Linked DNA regions of Homo sapiens: region 1 is linked to region 2. A link is an interaction called in ENCODE POLR2A ChIA-PET data of the cell type or tissue named here. Cell type or tissue: MCF 10A. All regions are shown on one strand. Each heading gives the region's core, and the rest is flanking DNA. Links, peaks and the distances in the headings are about the cores only.

What was found. Peaks named below come from ENCODE experiments on the same cell type or tissue, not always from the same donor. Only the 100,000 strongest peaks of a DNase experiment are listed, where the experiment ranks them.
Region 1: POLR2A ChIA-PET joins it to region 2 with 5 read pairs; 3 of 35 experiments call an interaction of 5 or more read pairs at or near these places.

What each region holds. Positions count from the first base shown.
Region 1 is chr2:60,668,144-60,673,523 of GRCh38, reverse strand. No RefSeq gene overlaps it. Among named protein-coding and RNA genes, the nearest start is that of PAPOLG, 85 kb to the left of the region's middle. In MCF 10A, for the core only: no CTCF peak of the experiment used is centred there; no DNase peak of the experiment used is centred there.
Region 2 is chr2:60,956,685-60,962,064 of GRCh38, reverse strand. It overlaps PUS10 (pseudouridine synthase 10), which reads left to right. Exons shown (of 18, transcript NM_144709.4): 10 at 517-602; 11 at 1,548-1,673. Among named protein-coding and RNA genes, the nearest start is that of PEX13, 58 kb to the left of the region's middle. In MCF 10A, for the core only: no CTCF peak of the experiment used is centred there; DNase peaks (open chromatin) are centred at 394, 3,044 and 4,114.

The DNA of each region.
Region 1 (5,380 bases), core at 266-5,265, 290 kb after region 2:
CAGGTGCCCCCCACCACGCCTGGCTAATTTTTTGTATTTTAGTAGAGATGGGGTTTCACCATGTTAGCCAGAATGGTCTCAATCTCCTGACTTCTTGATCTGCCCTCCTCGGTCTCCCAAAGTGCTGGGATTACAGGTGTGAGCCATCACGCCTGGCCGATTCTAGTGTTTTTGTACATAAATAAATATTCACCAAAGAGCTACGTTTCAACTCTTTTTTTTTTTTTTTTTTTTTTTGAGACAGGGTCTTGCTCTGTCACCCAGGCTGGAGTGCAGTGGTGTGATCACAGCTTGAGGCAGCCTTGATCCTCCTGCCTTAGCCACCCAGGTAGCTGGAACTACAGGCACAGGCCCCCATGCATGGCTAATTAAAAATTTTTTTTGTGTGGGGATGGGGTCTCCCTGTGTTGCCCAGGCTGGTCTCAAGCTCCTGGGCTCAAGCCATCCTCCTGCCTCGGCCTCCCAAAGTGCTGGGATTACAGATGTGAGCCACTGTGCCCAGCCTTCAGTTCATTATTGAGCATCTACTATATGCCAGCAGTTGGGCCAGAGGCTGGAGATATATAAGCCATCAAACACAGTCCCTGATGCTGAGGACCTGGGTCCAGAGTAGTTGGGAGACAGCATGGAAACAGAACCTTTCAAATCCCTAAAACACCCACCACAGCAAGTCCATGGGCAGGCTCTGTGGTGGACCCTGGGACAAATCGTTAGACCCACCCTGGAGGACAGACTCTGAATGATAACTAAGTCAGAGGCTTTTGTTGGATTTTATTTTTCCTTTTTCATAATCATTTCCAGATTTACTTAGAAGTTGTCTGAAATACACATTTGTCTGGAGAAAGAAAATCTGGCTGAGGTGAGAATCCCTAAGCTGGCTCTAAGCTTCCCTGAAAGGAAAGGCCAATGTATCATCAGCTAACTGTCACACAGGAATCCCTTCTGGGGCATCCCCTGGACCTTTTACCAAAGGTTGGACCCACCACATCCAAGGTCTCTTATTCCCCCATCAGTGCTGTGCTGTTCTAGGTTAACGCTATTTTGGGAATGCAGTTCTTCATTTCAGTGTGAATTTCCTCATATTTCTGCACAAATTGAGTGAAATCCTTGGTGCATTTTTTTTCTTAGATGGATGGAAGCTAAAAGAGAATGGAAGGCCTCCAGCTGTTTGAGGCTCTGTCCTCAACGACAATCAAAATTCTCCATCTTTTCTTGTTCTTGGCACTTTCTGATTGAAATAAGATTCCAGCATTTATCTGCACCTGCAATTTTGACAAGAAAGGAAAATTTAAAAGACAAGTGAAAGAATTCTCTGAGGGAAGTCAGTGAGTCGACAGTAGTCAGACGCCTCCAAATCTCTTTTTGCATTCCTCCGTCAATTAAGCTACAGTCACATATTGGAGAGCAGAACTTAAGTCTGTGAGTAGAAATGCAAAAATGTGTGTCGATCAGTAGCTGGAACCTTCCTCTGGAGCGAGTATTACTTGGAGAGCAGCTGATGATCCATTTGGCATTGAAATGGAGAGGATTTTGAGTCAAAGAGGCCACTTTAAATTATAGATTTGAGTTTAGTTGAAGGTCACACTTAACTTGCATGAATAAAATCTTCAGAGATTTTGGAATATACTCAGAAAATGCAGGCAATCCTGAGCACATAAGCATTTCCTTCAGGGGGTAAAAGCAGTTTAATATTATTGCCCTCTGCATAATTATTGATCATATTAGCATAGGAGATACTGAAAGGGAAGGCAGAGTAACCGTCTGATGGACACCTTGATTCTCAGCAGCTACGACCATGAACTTGGACAGGAAGTTGCCTGGAGACCTGGGAAGATTGTAAAGGGAATTTGATAGTGACCATTTCATTTTGGCTCAACAGATGACAAAAGTGACCCACTGAGAGGGGAAGGTTTATTTAGCTAATCTATATGACATAAATAAATTCCCACACCTAGGAATTTGGGAATCACCTGCCAAATGTTGATTTGATTATCTTGATGTGTGTTTAACCTGATTCAAAGCTTCCTGGTAGCCAAGATGAAGAGGGAAATGTGAATTATAAACTCATCATTTGAGAGGAGAAATGTACTCAACTTTCGAAGGAAACTAGGACATTCATAAAGAAAATTGCAAACATTAAAAACATTTGATTTGGCGGGGCACGGTGGCTCACGCCTGTAATCCCAACACTTCGGGAGGCTGAGGCAAGTGGATCACCTGAGGTCAGGAGTTTGAGACCAGCCTGGCCAACGAGATGAAACTCCGTCTCCACTAAAATTACAAAAAAATTAGCCGGGCATGGTGGCGGGAGCCTGTAATCCCAGCTACTCGGCAGGCTGAGGCAGGAGAATCGCTTGAATCTGTTAGGCGGAGATTGCAGTGAGCCGAGATGGAGCCACCGCACTCCAGCCTGGGCAACAAGAGTGAAACTGTCTCAAACAAAACAAAACAAGAAACATATGATTCATAGTTGTAATATTCTTTCCAAAGGCTATCAGTTCACAATGCAGATTAATGATTAGGATTTAGGAAATTATAAATGTACTTCAGAGGTTTTTGAACCTGTTAATATGAATTAACTTGCAGAATGTCCTGATTCCTCCCCCCAACACTAATCTAAAGCCTATGTTTTTCCCCTGTCGCTTGCTGTGTTAATTGGATCACAGAGATAATTCCCCTCCCATAAAATGTAATCTCTGCAGGTTTTGGAATCTACATTCTGCCGCATTTTATAGGATTATCTCTCAAAGGTAACAGATTAGAAGCCCTGGATGGTGAAAATAAACTGAAATTTGGGCTGTAATCCCTTTCAGTGAGGATGGGGATGGGGGAGGCTTCCAGGTTCTAATGAATGAGAGAATGCTAGATTGGCAGTCTGTTTTTGTTTTGTTTTGTTTTGAGACAGAGTCTCACTCTGTGGCCCAGGCTGGAGTGCAGTGGCGTGATCTTGGCTCACGCCAACCTCCACCTCCCAGGTTCAAGCAATCCTTGTGCCTCAGCCTCCTGAGTAGCTGGGATTACAGGCATGCCCCACCACGCCTGGCAAATTTTTATATTTTTAGTAGAGATGGGGTTTTGCCATTTTGGCCAGGCTGGTCTCGAACTCCTGACCTCAGGTAATCTGCCTGCCTTGGCCTCCCAAAGTGCTGAGATTACAGGGGTGAGCCACTATGCTCGGCCTATAGTCTCTTTGTTCCCTCCCTCCCTTCCTTCCCTTATTGCCTTCTTTTTTTTTTTTTTTTTTGATAGGATCTTACTTTGTTACCCAGGCTGGAGTGCAGTGGCTTGATCTGGGCTTACTGCAACCTCTGCCTCCCAGGCTCAAGTAATCCTCTGACGTCAGCCTCCCGAGTAGCTGGGACCACCATGTCCGGCTAGACTGGCAGTCTGAACACCTGACTCCTAGTCTCTGTATAGCCACCAATTAGTAGTATAATTTATGGCGCTATTTCTCTGAGAGTTCTCTGTGACTCAGTTTCCCCTGCAAAATGAGGAGGTAGTACTAGATCAGCATTTCTCAAAATGCAGTCCAAGAAAAGCTAGTCTTTTTTTTTTTTTTTTTTGAGATGGAGTCTCACTCTGTCACCCAGTCTGGAGTGCAATGGCACCATCTCAGCTCCCTGCAACCTCCGCCTCCCGGGTTCAAGCGATTCTCCTGCCTCAGCCTCCCGAATAGCTGGGACTATAGGCACGTGCCATCACACCTGGGTAATTTTTGTATTTTTTGTAGAGACGGGGTTTCACTATGTTGGCCAGGCTGGCCTCGAACTCATGACCTCGTGATCTGCCTGCCTCGGCCTCCCAAAGTGCTGGGATTACAGGCGTGAGCCACTGCACCTGGCTGAAAAACTAGTCTTTAAAATGTTAATAGGTATTCCATGAATGAAGAACTAAAGGTCAGGTACATTTGGGGAAATCTACATGCCATCATCTCGCAGTAGGGCATCACAATGTCCATTAGCACATAATAGGCTCAGAGTCTTGAAGCAAATAAGTGCAGTTGCGTGTGTGTGTATATAGAACACACACACACACACACACATATATATAACATTTTTCTTCTTCTTCATTTTTTTAATGATATGAGGTCTCACTATCTTTTTTCTTTTTTTTTTTTTGAAATGGAGTCTTGTTCTGTTGCCCAGGCTGGAGTGCAGTGGCGTGATCTTGGCTCACTGTAACTTCTGCCTCCCAGATTCAAGCGAATCTCCTGCCTCAGCCTCCCGAGTAGCTGGGATTACAGGTGCCCGCCACCACACCTGGCTAATTTTTTTGCATTTTTAGTAAAGACATGGTTTTGCCACGTTGGCGCTGCTAGTCTCGAACTCCTGGGGGTCTCACTCTCTTGACCAGGTTGGTCTCGAACTCTTGGCTTCAAGTGATCCTCTCGTCTTGGCCTCCCAAAGTTCTGGGATTACAGGTGTGAGCCACCCTGCCTGGCCTATATATAACATTTTTTTAAACAAAGGAATTTTCAAACTTATTTTGGCTTTAGAATCCTTTTTTGGAAAGAAAACATTAACTTCCAGAATACTCTTGGTAAATGTTGAACTAGATCAGGAGTTCTCAAACTTTTTGTTCTCAGGACTCTTAAAGATTATTGAAGACTCAAAGAAGCTTTAATCTATGTGAATTATTCCATTGTTATTTATCATATTAGACACAATAAAGGATACATAAAAATGTTAATTAATTTTTAAAAAAACACGATGTGGCCGGGCATGGTGGCTCATGCCTGTAATCCCAGCATTTTGGGAGGCCAAGATGGGCGGATCACGAGGTCAGGAGATAGAGACCATCCTGGCTAACGCGGTGAAACCCCGTCTCTACCAAAAATACAAAAAATTAGCCGGGCCTGGTGGCAGGCACCTGTAGTCCCAGCTACTCAGGAGGCTGAGGCAGGAAAATGGCATGAACCTAGGAGGCGGAACTTGCAGTGAGCCAAGATCGAGCCACTGCACTCCATCCTGGGTGACAAAGCGAGACTCCATCTCAAACAAACAAACGAAAAAACCCCACAATACATGTTAATATAAATAACTTTTTTCAAAAAGTAACTATTTTCAAAAATAAAATTGAGAAGAATGGTATTGTTTTATATGTTTGCAAATATCTTTAATGTCTCATTTTGTAAAAGGCATCCAGATTCTCGTATCTGTTTCTGCTTTTAATCTCTTGTGAGATGTTTTGCTGAAGTATATGAAGAAAATCCAGCTTTATAGAGCTATAAAATTGGGAAAGGGACTGGGCATGGTGGCTCATGCCTGTAATCCCAGCACTTTGGGAGGCCAAGGTGGGTGGATCACCTGAGGTCAGGAGTTTGAGACCAGCCTAGCCAACATGGCAAAACCCCATCTCTACTAAAAAAAAATTAGCTGGG
Region 2 (5,380 bases), core at 299-5,298:
TAAAATAAATGCAATAAACCTTACATTTTAATTCTTGGTACATTCATTTTATTAAATAAAATATTACTGTAAGTTTTCTTTCCAGAAGATCCTTCAATACATTTCAAACGATGATGTGATAAGGGGGGTAGAGTCAGCAGTAAACTGCACATGACCATGGACAGCAAAATGGTTAAAGAGCCTGAAGGGGCTTCCACTTCCTATGTATGGATTTTTCCCTCAAATCTTGAGGCTATTGGAAAGTATTAGGTTGGTGCAAAAGTAATTGCAGTTTTTGCCTCGGAAGATAAGTCCTCCCGAAGGTGAAAGGTAGCAGCAGAGCCCTTATTTACTTAGTGCCACTCTCATATGTTAAAATTGTTACTCCACAGGCCTGCAAGACCTGTATTGTTGCGAAACTAAAAGTTAGAGAGAGACTTGGGCTCTGTGTATGTCTCAGACAATGCTGATTCATCTAAGTTTTGTGATTCAATATTATGTCTGGAAAATAGCTATAAAATTTATTTTGTTTTGCAGGCAGTTTCCTTGTCCTCCAAACTCACCAAAGGCTGTATGCGCTGTTCTTGAAATTGAATGTGCTCATGGTGCTGTTTTTGTGGCTGGTAAAATATTTAGTCTAGAATATACATACACTGTGAACGTACTCTCCTTTCTAAAAACTCAGCTGACTCCTGTTCTATTTTATTCTTATTGTTGTTATTAGATTCTAATAAGTTTACTCTCTTGAGAAGTAGAATCAATAGCCAAACTTATTTTAGGTTTTGTGGGCATTCTAAAGGATCACTTAGGAGATCAGTTATTTTAAATGCCATGCCAAAGGGAAATGACACTTCCTAGGTTTTAATAGTTCTCATCAGAGATGGCCAAGTAGAAATATGGGTAGATGCAGAGACCCAAAACTGGTTTGGAGAAAAACAGCAGGACAGAGGCTATTTTATAACATAAAAGCAAACTTGAAAAAATAACTTATTATCTCCAAAATGACTAAACACTTGGCTTCCACTGGAAAGAAATTGTTCATTGACTTTCCTAAAAGGTAATCTGGCAGACAAATTTTTGTTTGAAAGTTACAACTGTTTTATAGTAATAGCTGAAGTGAAATTGCTCTTCAGCCTTGACTATAATATCCTATCCTAGGGCAATGAAAGCTACCTGCCTTACTGTAGCTTTACTCATCAGGTGTAAAAGCAAGTTTGGTTGCGTTTTTTTTTTTTTTTTTTTATCCTTGGTATATTCATAATATTATATAACTTGTTTAGTCAGCCAATCAAATTAAATATATTGAGCATTCCTTTCAAACTCATTTGATGTACCATTCATATCATATATTTACCCATCTATTTTATTGTTACTTTAAACCTTTTTATTTAATTATCTACATGTATATGTCCCAGGTCTCCAAATTGGATTGTTAGTTAGGTAAAGGATAGGCCTTGTTTTATATCGTAGCACTTAGGATATTGGCCCTTATAGTTGTTGCTTCTCTTTTTATCCTACCATGTTAATTACTCCATTCCATCCAGGCTATCTGATTATTTCTTTCTCAGGGAGATATAATAAATACTCCAGGAATCTACCACAAACTCCTTGGATAATTGATGGAGAAAGGAAGCTGGAATCTTCAGTGGAAGAATTAATTTCAGATCATCTGTTGGCAGTATTTAAAGCAGAGAGTAAGTGTTACGATCTTCATACTTTTCTTTCTTTTTTTTTTTTTTTTTGAGATAGGGGCTTGCTTTGTCAACTAGGCTAGATTGCAGTAGCACGATCACAGCTTATGGCAGCCTTGACTTCCTGGGCTCAAACGATCTGCCCACCTTGGCCTCCTAAAGTCCTGGGATTATAGGCATGAGCCACCCCACCTGACCTAATCTTCATATTTTATTCTCTCTCTCTTTTTTTTTTTTTTTTTTTTGAGAGAGCCTGTCACCCAGGCTGGAGTGCAGCCTCAATCTCCCAGGCTCAAGCAACCCTCCCATTTCAGTCTCCTGAGTAGCTGGGACCACAGGTATGCACCACCATGCTCGGTTATTTTTTAACATATTTTTAGAGATTGGGGGGTCTCACTATGTTGCCCAGGCTGGTCTCGAACTCCTGGGCTCAAGTGATCCTCCTGCCTGGGCTTCCCAAAGTGCTGGGATTATAGGCATGAGCCACTGCACTTGGCCATATATTTAATACACTGACATTCATGAATAGATTTCTTGGGGGTGGCAGGAAAGATTTCTATATTTTGTTAATCACTACCAAGTCTGGGCCTCTTGGCCATAGGCTTCCTGTGCCTATGGCATCATGTTCTGGGTGCCGCTGGCCTGGGCTGGATTTCAGCCAAGGCACTCGAGAATATCTGCCTGTCCTCTCTCAAGATGATTGCTCTGCCGAGTGCAGTGGTGCGCACCTGCAATCCCAGCACTCTGGGTGGCTGAGGCGGGCGAATCACTTGCAGCCAGGAATTCAAGACCAGCCTGGGCAACATGGTGAGACCCTGTGTCTACTAAAAATACAAAAATCAGCTGGGCATGGTGGTGCGCACCAATAGTCCCAGCTACTTGGAAGGCTGAGGCACGAATCGCTTGAACCCAGGAGGCAGAGGTTGCAGTGTGCTGAGCTCGCACTACTGCACTCCAGCCTGGACGAAAGAGTGAGACTCTGCCTAAAAAAATAAAAAATAAATTTGAAAAATGACTGTTCTCTCCTGGGGAAATTCAAAACAACTGAAACTACTTTAAATGAATGCACCTAAGCCCTGACCTTGGTACACCTCAGCCTTGGCCTCTTTGGGGGAATATGAGGAAATTAAAACACATCTTCCACATCCAGTGCTTCTTCAAGAGTAATCACTGGCAAGTGTTTGGCTTCTCTCTTAACCTGTAAAGTGTCCTGGAATAAAGTTCAGGCCTAGAGAAAGTAAATCAACAGCAGCCATTTTACAAAGACTGAATGGCAGCTGTAATGTTTTTGAATTTAGGTATTAACGAGCCCAGGTTCATGGGATGAGTCAGGTTCCATCAGGTTTATGTTTTCCTTGTCTCAACAGGCCTGTCAGGTCAAAGGCAGCATAATGTCTTGTGATTTCAATTGCAGGAAATGGTGTTACACGTCAGGAAAAACTGCAGGGCATGGATGATATTACTCTTTGGAATGAGGCTCCTAGTATAATTAGAAAACCTTTTTTTTTTGAGACAGAGTCTTACTTTGTTGCCCAGGCTCTAGTGTAGTAGTGTGATCACGGCTCACTGCAGCCTTTAGCTCCTGGGCTTAAGCAATCCTCCTGCCTCAGCCTCCCAAGTAGCTGGGACTACAGGCATGTGCCACCATGCCTGGCTAATTTTTTTGTATTTTTTGTGGAGATGGAGTTTTGCCATGTTGCCAAGGCTAGTCTCAAACTCCCGAGCTCAAGCAATCCATCTGCCTTGGCCTCTCAAAGCGCTGAGATTACAGGCGTGAACCACCACACTCAGCCAGAAAACCTTTTTGTGACAGACCAGCTAGAAATCCATCCTTCTCTCTGAAAGACCTTAAGATAAGCATGCTTTGATAATGACAAACACATGGTCTAGATGAGACATGGCTGACCCTTCCAGCTCCCTGACTTGCAAGGAGGAAAGAGAAACACTTCAAACCACATCCCTCTTATAATTTGTTGCCTATCACAGAGGTGGCCCTTCTTTAAGGGTCTTTAAGAATTGTTTACTGAATGGAAAAAAGAGTATACCAGCACCCTAATATTTTCCAAAATCTTAGCAGTAAAGACCCTGGGCTTTGCCATGAGCTTTTACCCGCTTAATTTGGTATTTACAAATGGATTATCACATAAGACTTATGCAGGTTATGAAGGGATGAAAATAAAGCGTTAGCACAAAAAGTTTCATTTGGATTCTTTTTGGGGCCACCTGTCACGCCAAGTGTCAGGTTCCAGCCCAAGCTGAAGACCGAGAGGAGTGGGCGGATGAGTGGTGGGCAGCTGAAAGAACACTTAAGGAATCTTAGGGAGTTTTGGACATGGCTTTATTCTCTCTCTCTGGGCAAAAGCCCAGGCACGAGACATATGTACAGCATCAGCAGGGTAGTTATACCTTTTACAGACAATAGTGGCTCCGAGCCAAGCAAAAGTTCATGTGAGTGATCACCTAATGTGCCTCACGTGGCATGGTTACATAATGTGTGGGGTTGTGCACCTGTGCACCAAACCTACTGAGTCATGCTGTGCTGGAAGCCTGCCTCAGTCTACTCCTGACTAAAACACAGCCATTTCCCTTATACTCCACCCCCTGGGCTGAGGGTGTCCTCTGGGCAGGGACACACGGCCATAGGGCAGAGCCCTGAGTCCATAACTCACAACAACAATACAGAGAGCAACAGATCACCACTAGGATCCCAGCTATGCTACTTATGTCTACCAGGGCACAGCGTAGGCTAGAGCCTAGGGATGCCCGCCATCTCTGCAGGGGGTCATCAGTAAAACCCTTGACTGTCTTAATCTCCCGTGAGACCCATTGCAGGGCTGCTTTTACGTTCTGCCGATTATCTGGGATAAAGGTACAGCACCGTGTTATGTTTACACAGGCCGTGACAGGTAGCCATCCCAGTGGTGTTAACCCAGTGTTGCTCTGGGCACCACAGTGCCTGGGCTGGGGGTACTACATGTTCCCCCACTAGCCAGCTCCACCCATCATAAATGCTATGAGCCAGCCAGGGGGCAGGTGTGTCATGGGTCTTGCAGCATCCTTTGTCCAAGGCTTGTGCATCGCGTTCCAGGCATCAGCACACGAGGACCACTGCAGATTAGCTGAACCACTTATAGTTCCTGATCATTCTTGCCCTTGATACTGTTTCTTAGGGGGATGAGACAAGGCATAATGGGAGTTGAAAAAACTCAACCAAGTTTTAAGCATGTATTTTCTAATACTTAAGGGAGTGGCTTCTTTTCCTTTTTTGTCAGCTGCTATTTATAATTGCACACTAATAAGTTTTCAGGTTTACCTCCCAGGTTTCTCTCACTCTGGAGTCCAAGGATGTTTCCTTAATTTTCAGGTTTGAAACATTTTTCTTTTTTTTTCTTTCTTTTTTTTTTTTTTTTTTTTTTTTTTGAGATGGAGTCTCGCTCTGTCACCCGGGCTGGAGTGCAGTGGTGTGATCTCGGCTCACTGCAAGCTCAGCCTCCCAGGTTCACGCCATTCTCCTACCTCAGCCTCCCAAGTAGCTGGGACTACAGGCACACGCCACCACACCCAGCTAATTTTTTTGTATTTTTAGTAGAGACAGGTTTCACCAAGTTAGCCAGGATGGTCTCGATCTTCTGACTTCGTGATCCACCTGCCTTAGCCTCCCAAAGTGCTGGGATTACAGGCGTGAGCCACCGCACCCAGCCTGGTTTGAA